2 separate regions of the Homo sapiens genome follow, and region 2 is linked to region 1. A link is a contact called in ENCODE Hi-C or POLR2A ChIA-PET data. All regions are on one chromosome and are shown on one strand. The core of a region is the stretch at or near the end of the contact, and the rest is flanking DNA. Distances in the headings are between cores, read along the strand shown. Region 1 overlaps MICAL3 (microtubule associated monooxygenase, calponin and LIM domain containing 3). Region 2 overlaps MICAL3 (microtubule associated monooxygenase, calponin and LIM domain containing 3).

The links. A loop is a pair of places that touch in the nucleus more often than their neighbours do. ChIA-PET counts read pairs that join two places held with the same protein, here RNA polymerase II (POLR2A). Pooled maps may share reads with other maps.
Region 2: a loop to region 1 is called in a pooled map, with 2.7 times the contacts of the local background. The contact joins two enhancer-like sites. A Hi-C loop is called at or near these places in 1 of 168 maps with a recorded cell type or tissue (esophagus squamous epithelium), 2 of 37 single-sample maps with no recorded cell type and 2 of 50 pooled maps. POLR2A ChIA-PET finds 5 or more read pairs at or near these places in 3 of 52 experiments (MCF 10A, WTC11 and activated T-cell).

Annotation. Positions count from the first base shown.
Region 1 is chr22:17,828,369-17,832,850 of GRCh38, reverse strand. It overlaps MICAL3 (microtubule associated monooxygenase, calponin and LIM domain containing 3), which reads left to right. Exons shown (of 32, transcript NM_015241.3): 21 at 744-997. Among named protein-coding and RNA genes, the nearest start is that of LINC00528, 53 kb to the right of the region's middle. Within about 2 kb of position 2,715, at least 14 of the 41 ENCODE cell types and tissues checked have a DNase peak (open chromatin) inside an H3K27ac peak, as active enhancers do.
Region 2 is chr22:17,943,432-17,947,769 of GRCh38, reverse strand. All of the region lies in intron 1 of MICAL3 (microtubule associated monooxygenase, calponin and LIM domain containing 3), which reads left to right. Among named protein-coding and RNA genes, the nearest start is that of MIR648, 35 kb to the left of the region's middle. Within about 2 kb of position 2,414, at least 7 of the 41 ENCODE cell types and tissues checked have a DNase peak (open chromatin) inside an H3K27ac peak, as active enhancers do.

The DNA of each region.
Region 1 (4,482 bases), core at 1,466-3,965:
TAGGGTTCTAAGGAGTGCCAGGAAATGGAATCTGTCGCCCCACCCCAGCACACAGACCTTGATCATCAGCCAGTTAAGTCCAGGCCTTTCTGGGTCCCCCCTCCCCCCACCACACCCACAGCTCTCCTGAGAGGCTTCTGACAGGCCGCAGTCACACAGAATTGAGTTCCTCTAACTAGACAGTGGGCCAGGATGAGAGAAGACTTTCCATTCTCAATTCCCAGGGTCATGGGTTTATATCAGAATGAGTCCACTGCCCTGCTTGTGCCCTCGAGGCCGTCTATGAAACGTAAACCAGCGATCTCAGTGTTTGCTGCTTGAAGCACCCTGAGGGATGGGGCTGTGGCTTGAGTTTGAGCGGCTGCAGTCAGGAACTTCCATGGGCTCCGTGAGGAGCTGCTCTCCCAGTTCTGCACACTCCCCTCCACAGGCAGAGGCTGGGCCAGACCCACAGGCAGCCTTCGGTGGTCCCCTCCCTACCCCATCCACCTGAGGAGAAGTGCGTGAGGTCTGTGAGCAGGAGGCATTCTTCCCTTTGTCCCCTTAGTCGGGCTTGGGTAGGTGGCTTCTCATGCCCAGGTACCCTGTCCTGCTGATGCCGCTCTCTCCTCCCTCCTGTCTCTCTCCGCCTGCTCAGCAGCTGCTTTGCCTGACATGCATTGTTTCTGATGGTGGCCCTTCCCCTTCCCCTTCTCAGTTTTTCTTCATTCCCTCACTCTGGCTATGTGGTTATTTCCTCACAGTAGTTCCGAGTCTGAGATGGAGGAGGAGGGAGAGGAGGAGGAGGAGGAGCCTCGCCTGCCCCCATCTGACCTGGGTGGTGTTCCGTGGAAGGAGGCCGTGCGGATCCATGCCCTTCTGAAAGGGAAAAGTGAAGAGGAGCTAGAGGCCTCAAAGAGCTTTGGGCCTGGGAATGAAGAGGAGGAGGAGGAGGAGGAAGAATATGAAGAGGAGGAGGAGGAGGACTATGACGAGGAGGAGGAAGAGTCCAGTGAAGGTCAGAACAAAATCTCTGCTCCGAACTCTGCCCTGCCCCCCAAAGTGATCTGTTTCATGCGTGAGTGTAAGAGGTTTCTGGGGCTGACGTCACACGGACGTGCCTCCTGCACAGCCCAGGGACCACCCCTCCTGACATAAGACATGGGGGGCAGAGGGGAGGACACCGTAGCGTTGAGCAGGCGGTTGGCAGTGGAAGTAATGTCCCTTGTGCACATTGGTTTAGAAACTGGAAGTGGAAGGCAGAGAGCCAGTCCAAGTACTCATCCAAGTTAGGCCACTCCTACTTGTCTCCACCTCGTTTTCTCTTTTTGCCCTGTAGTTTCAGTTGAAAAAATTAATAAGGAAAGGGAATTTAGCTTTCTAGAGGATTCCCTGATCCTAGTCTAGGGTTTCGGAGGTGGCTATGAGCTTAGTGCCCACTGGATGGGGCTCAGTTGATGGCACGCAGGGCAGCGTTTTGGGGACAGTGTCCTGAAGGGATACTCAGGCCCAGGGGCCAGCCACTCTGGCTGGTTCTGAAATAGTCTCTTGCCTTGGACTTGAGATTTTTCAATTCTGCCCCATCTCTGGGTGTGTGTGGCCTCAAGTGATGAGGAGGGACTTGCTGGGCCTGTGCAGGAGAGAAGGCCATTCTTTCTCTGCTCCAGCAGCGCAGAAGTCTGGGGGGTGGTGAAGACGGAGCCAGGGCAGGTGGAGATCTGAGTCCCCAAAAGATAGATGTGGAGTGAGCAGGAAGGACATGACCTTTAATTTCTGAGCACCAGTGACTCCCTGCAGCGGTCAGAGGATCGGTTGAGTTCTCAGTGACCCCAGGCCCTGCAGAGCTGGCACTGTGCTCATCTCTGCTTCTCCTGGCACCTGTGTGCTTGCTGCCCAGTCCCATCCGGGGGTCTGTTTTCTCTGGCACACAGGGCTGAGCCCTTGCCTGACAGGGCTCATGTTCCTGATCCAGTCCCCTGGGAGCTGTGCAGCTCCAGGATGTTGGCCCCAGTGAGGTGGGTTAGCAGAAGGAACCGCACCGTTGGGCGTCCGCGAGAACAGCTGGCGTCAGGGACTTCCTCGGGCTCCCTAAGGACCTGCTCTCCCAGTTCTCTACTCTTCCCTCTGAGGCAGAGGCTGGGCAGGACCCACAGGCAGCCCTTAGTGACCCGCACTCCACACCCTGTCTGCCTTAGGAGAAATGGGGTCTGTGAATCTGGGCTCTCCCTCCATGCTGCCGTGTCTGCGGAGCCAGGTGCCGGCGTGGCCTCTGCTAGCCAGCAGAGTGAGCATGCACAGCTGGTCCAGGGCACGGTGTTTTGTTTGCACTGTTCCAGACATCGTCATCTCCATCTGATGATGATCACTCGGCAGCTTTGAGCCCTGGCACAGCTTCGGGTCGAAGCACGTTCCCTTTTCAGGAGAGTTGAGCCGAGCTTTCCTTCACGCAGACTTAATTTCCTGGACTTAGTGCTAACGTCAAGACCAAACCTGTAGGAAAAGAGCTTTAACTACACAAACACATACTGACAGATTCAGCCAAACTCCGAGAGTCCCAGACCGGAGCCTGTGTCCCTAGCGCAGGTGTGTCTGTCGGGCAGCCGACGGTGCCTGTGCAGGCAGTGGCTGGACACCACTACTCCCTTCTCTTCCCTCCCTGCTTGATCGCGCTGTGGGATTCCTGATGCTGTGTGGGTCTCTGGCTCCCCCTGCTGTAGAAGGGGAGTACTGCCCCTGGGACACAGAACTGCAAGGCCAGTGGCGCCAGGTACCTCCCACAGGAAGAAGATTTGAGGACATTTAAAGGTACCCACTTTACCCCGTGCCCACCTTCTACCCCAGCTCCCTGGCAGCCATCCAAAATTTGCCTCCAAGAGCATGTCTCACAGACAAAGGTCTGTGTTTTATGGAACTGTGCTGACGGGCTCTGCACACATCTCACTGGGCTACTCTCCCTGGTCCCAGCCTGCCCAGACAGTCAGGCGCAAAGTAACATGTGAGTCAGAAGAGGTTCTGGAGGAAGTTGGAGAAGGCTCCAGAAGTGGCCTCATGGAATGCGGCCCCATCTATGCCGCATATGTTTTACTGCAAGCTCATCTCCAGCCAAGACTTGGCTCCTTCTCTGATGCAGGAAACCTATCGCCAGTGCAGGTGCCTTTAATGTTTCTCTGAGAAAGGAGGAAATGCTGGCTTGTGCTGTCGATAAGTCCCCAAGGCTGCATGTATTAGCAGGAAGCACAGCAGGACTCTGAGAGAAGAATGTGTCTCTTCTCTTTGTTGCTGAGAAGGTAGAGAAAGGCCCTGCACTCTTTGACTTACCTTCCTCAGTCCTGTGCATCCAGGCTGTTAGGTGACTCTGCTGTGACTTAGTCCCACCCAGCACCATAAAGAAAGGCAAATTGACGGCCGGGTGCAGTGGCTCATGCCTGTAATCCCAGCACTTTGGGAGGCCGAGGCGTGTGGATCACCTGAGATCGGGAGTTTGAGACCAGTCTGACCAACATGGAGAAACCCTGTCTCTACTAAAAAATATAAAAAATTAGTCGGGCATGGTGGCACATGCCTGTAATCCCAGCTACTTGGGAGGCTGAGGCAGGAGAATTGCTTGAACCTGGGAGGCGGAGGTTGCGGTGAGCTGAGATCGTGCCATTGCACTCTAGCCTGGGCAACAAGAGCGACACTTCGTCTCAAAAAAAAAAAAAAAAAAGGCAAATTCACCTCAGAAAAAGTCCACAAATCTATAGAGACCAGCAACATCTATAGAGACCAGCAACTCCAACAAGGGGCTAATACTCCACATACGGCTTGCAGGGCCAGCAACAAATCTATAGAGACTAGCAGCTCCAACAATGGGCTGATACCCCACATACGGCAGAGCACAGGGCCAGCATCACACTGGGTGGTCTTGCTGGTCCTTTCTGCCCATTTCACATTCCCTGTTGCTTGAAGAGGCTGTCATAGTGACTGAAGCCAAGGCCAGATTGTCTGGTTAGACTCAGAGGAGGCATGTCACCCATTCCCAGATGGAAGCTGGCTCCTGGCAGGAACACGAATCCTTCAGATCAGGTGGCACCTGCTGAACAGCCACCTTCCCTTCCCAGTTGCTAGCTGTCCCTTTATCTTAACCCAACTGTGTGGCACGGTCCAAGCACTAAGTACAGGGATCCCACAGGGCAGGGATCCAGAGGGGCCACTGGTGAGTTTCCATGTAGCTGAGAAACCAGGCCTTGTTTCCAGAGGTGATAAGCAGGGCACCACATGGAGTTCTCAGGTGAGGGCTTTGACCTCAGAGAGCTGTTGGTCTCATTCTCGCCTGTGAAATTCCAAGGGTTTGGAAACGTACATGAAAGAGCTCTGCTTCCCTCCCAGCCATCACCTCCCCTGACTCTACCCTCCACTGGGATCCGTGTCCTTGCCTCAGACCCAGCATGCAGCATGAGGCCCACTAAGGGACGGGGACTTTTTCTCTCCAGCAGCAGCTCCAGCTGCAGAAGATGCAAACCG
Region 2 (4,338 bases), core at 1,165-3,664, 120 kb before region 1:
TAGCAAGATGCCATCTCTACAAAAAATTTAAGAAAATATCAGCCGGGTGTGGTGGTGCACACCATCGCCTGTGGTCCCAGCTACTCGGGAGGCTGACGTGGGAGGATCACTTGAGCTCAGAAGTTGGAGGTTAACAGTGAGCTATGATGGCACCACTGCACTCCAGCCTGGACAACAGAGCAAATAAAAATAAGATAAAAATTTGATCTTGAGGGGATTGAGGCATCTTTTCTTTCATACTTTGATTTTACAATGATAGGTTGATGCAAAACCAGAATGAGCAGAATTCACTGTTCAGTTCATGTTGGTAATTCTATCTCAGTGGTGCGCACAGAACACGGTGAAGGTGAGAGAAAGCTGGACTGCAAATTGGAGTTTGGAGCAAGGCAGACACCGAGGTCTTTTCCTCTTTCCTTAAGGGATTTCCTTGTCCCAGTTACCTCTTCATGAAGGGAAAACATTGTCTCATTGGCAGTTTGGCCATGCTGGGGGGCCCACTGTCCTCTGGGTGTGTAGAGGCTGTCTTGGCGGGCACAGTCTTGCTGGCAGGGCCCAGGCTGCAAGATGAACGCGTGCAGCGGCTGTAGGCTGGCCTGGGAGAACGAAGTGGGGAGAGGGGGCCAATCCAGCCATGTGGCCTTGCAGCCCGGCTCTGATCTTAGATGGACAGCAGATATTTGATGTGCTGCGTTTCTCTTCTGAAGTCTCACTCCTCCTTTCTTTGTGATTTAAACAATTTCTTCCCTCCCACTTTTTGTCCAAATTCCTCAGTCCATACTCTTTGAAATCTGAAGTATGGAGAGGCGATAGCAGGGCCCTCCCCACCCATCTTCCGGCTTGGAAGGGGTATCATGTGGTTCAGCTGGGCCCTTTGCTGGAGAGCAGAGGGAGGGGTGTTCCCCAGGGAAGAGGGCAGGAAAGACCAGAGGTTAAAAATAGGCAGCTTGTAGGAACTTGCCCACCACTCCCTCAGGTCCTCCTGTGATGTGCACACTTGGAGTAGAATGGCTTTGGAGCAGAGAAGGGGAAAATAGATCAGCCCTCACTTAAACATCACATTAGCCATTGGCTTTTCCTCTATCTTCCACATAAGAGGAACTTTCCCCAATCACCTGGTGGTTTTGGATTTGTGTCCCCTGGTACTTTGGGGATGTGTCCACATGTGTGTGCAGTGCCTCTGTCTGCATGTGTGTGGCGCTAAGATGACTCAGTGTCGCATGTGCTGAGACATTCCGGGGCTGCAGGTGGGTGTTCTCACAGAGGCTCGCCTGAGGGATCTTTTGCACATACAAAGATGTGTCCCATTTATAAGTTAGTTCCCTACACTAAATGAAAGAACTCTCCGGGGCCGTGTGTGTGCAGTGAATACACATGTGGGTCGTTGTTTCACACAGGCGGTGTCCTGGTTGCAGGCAGAGTGTGAGAATGCAAGCTGTGCTGGCTGCTCTGATATGGTCCACAAGGTATGAGGCAGCTTTTGTTCTCTTTTTGTTCTTTTCGGAAGTAGGGGTGCCTGCCCACCCCCGAAGCCAGGGAAAGTGCAGTCTTCTCTGGCCTCCTGGTCAGGTAGAGCTGCTCCGGTTAAAACTGTCAAGAGCATCCTGTCTCTGTTCCCTGAGACAGCCACAGGGGACTCCCAGGAATACCCAGCCAAGGACTTGAGATGCTGCCTGCTTTGTCATCTGTACCTGCTTGCCACACTCTCCTCCACTTAATACCCTGTTGTTACTAGCGAGGATTTCCGGTCCTGACTTTCAATCTGGATTTTGAATAACTTGATAAGGTGATTGCTTTCGGATCCCTCTGGGCCTGTGTCTGCCCCTCCCTGTAAGCTGAGAGAGCAGCTGGGCCCTTCAGTTTCTATGGCCCTTCCGCCACCGAGTGAACATGCTCCTGTGGGGCTTGGCCTGTGTGACCCACCTCATCCCTTTTGTCTCAGTCTTCCTGCTAAATACAGCCTCTTCTCTCCCTCATCCCTTCTTTCTCTGCTCTCTGGGCAGAAGAGAAGCTTTGGCTGTAGTCTTTGATGTGGGAGGCTAGACTGGAAGGCATTCTGGGTGGGGGAGGGAGGTGCCTGGTGGAATTGGGGCGTATGGGGGCTGTGTGGAGAGGGGCCCGCTGCCTTTACTGAGCCCCTCCCCTCCCTGGGCAGTAGGGCGCGTGTTACCCCTTGCTCTCCACATCTCAGGGAGAAGAACCCAGGTCCTCATGTGAATCCTGCTGTTTTACTTGGGGACACCCGGGAATGTGAATGGGTGAAGGTCTTCCTGGCTGGTGCCTTTGTTTCGGGTTGTTTTTCTTTGAGGTGCCTCTCCTACTCCCACAGGGCCTGTGCAGGGGTGCTCAGAGCCCACAGCGGATGTTGGCAGCGCGTGTGCAGGGAGCTGGCCAAGGACCCTGCTTTCTCTCTGGGCCAGCGCCCAAGGTGCCCTATTAATTTAGATTTTCATGTGCATTAGTGGACGAGGGTGAAGGAGACGCAGGCCCTCGGCTGGCAGTCGTTTTACACCACCACCGGCTAGGCTGAAATGGGGAAAGAAATATGGGGATTGGGGGCTTCCTTATGGAGAAAGGTAAAGGCTGAAATGGTGTGTGAGAGAGGACTTGAGGCTTTTTTCCTGGGGGTCAGGGAGAGTTGGAGTTGACAGCACTCAGCCCTAATAGGTATAGACTGAGTCCAGCCTGAGGTATTAGACCCTATATTTATTGGCTTGATCTTAATTTTACACCTGGTCATACTGTTGAAAAAAAAAAAAAAAAAGGTCCCCCAGTGCCTGAGTGCGAACTTCATATTTAGTGGCATTTGATAGTATATTTATTATTTCTAGTAAGTTTGATGATCTCAGAGGTGTGCAGTGATGTTCCTGGAAGTGAATAGTACAGCGGTCCCCAGGAACTGTGGGGAGAACCCTGCTCCGCCTCAGCCTCTTCTCCCATCTGCTGCCGTGGCCTGCTCCACCCTCAGATAGCTGTTGGAGGACCCAGCAGCCTGTGCTTCTCTTAACATGTCCAGTTGTACCCTATTTTCAGTTAAAAATGCGGTTTCTCCCACCTGCTTTCCCCTGGAGCGGCACGTGAAAGGGTGTAGTGCCCTTCTCTTGACACCTGCCTGTCCCCACAGTCCTATCGTCAGTGGGTGCGTGTGCTCACTGCTGCCTGGCACTGCTGGGTTCTCAGGAGGCCTGCACACCGAAACTTTGCATGGAATGTTGCCCTTGTGCCATTAGCAAAGCGGAGGCTGGGTCGGCTCTGCTCTCCCTGCCTCCGACTTCATTGTTCGGGACTTAATGTAATAATATGCTTGAACAGGCGGGAGATCACATTAGCTTGGCTCTGCAGTTGTAAACAATATTTGCTCTGTGAGCATTCTCCTTCACCCCCTGCTCTCCTGGAACCCTGCGCCCTCTCCTACTGCCACCCCCTCTCTCCTTGCATATTCTAACCTTGGCTAAACAGCTTCATTCATGAGATGGCCAGTGTTTTCTGGGAGGAAAGTGGCTGAAAATAATGAAGTCCCGAGAACCTCTAGCTATGACGCACAAGTAAACACTGGTTAGTTAGTTTCTGGATAGAGGTTTTAACTGATGTCCATGTCAACCAAAGTCTTTTTCTCTCTCTCCACTGGAGTGGAACCCTGTTTGAAAACACACACACACATGCACTCAGGTACCAAAAACAGCTTTCCTAAGGCCCTGACTCTGTCCTTGGCGGGGAGCACTGGGCAGATGGGACAGAGGCTTCCACTGTCAGTGTTGGCAGGGGTGGGAGGTGGAGAGGGGCAGGAGTGCAGGTGCATCCCTGGGGTGCCTGTTTTTTTCCATAGAAAGGTTTTTGTCCTCTGCTTCTCACTCTCTTCTATAGTTTGATGTAGAAAAAGGTAAAAGAAAAACTCCATCTCTCACCTGCACTGCCTTTTCCAATTTAACAATTGCAGTGGTTGGTTTCACAGACAAAACCTGCTCCACCTTCTCTGTGCTGATTGGTGGCTGATGATGTCATGGCATAAAGCTCAAACTGATTGTTTTCTCTATGGGACAGGTCCCAAAACAGCAGACAGCAAAGCTATTATTGCTCTTTTGTTTCCTCCAGTTTACGCTATCAAACAAGATGGGAAAGGTGGGAGCAGAGCCATGGCTGCACATCGCCTGATCTATTCATAAAGCGCAGCCTTGGGCACCTTGAGTAAGGAGGGCTTCTCACATCAGGAAAAAGCCTTTGTTTTTCACGAGAGCAACAATACTTTTTTCACTGGAGATATTTTGCCTGTCTGCTTTAATCTTCTCTGTTAAGAGAAGGATAGATGCAGCTCAGGGTGCGGTGGCTCATGCCTGTAATCCC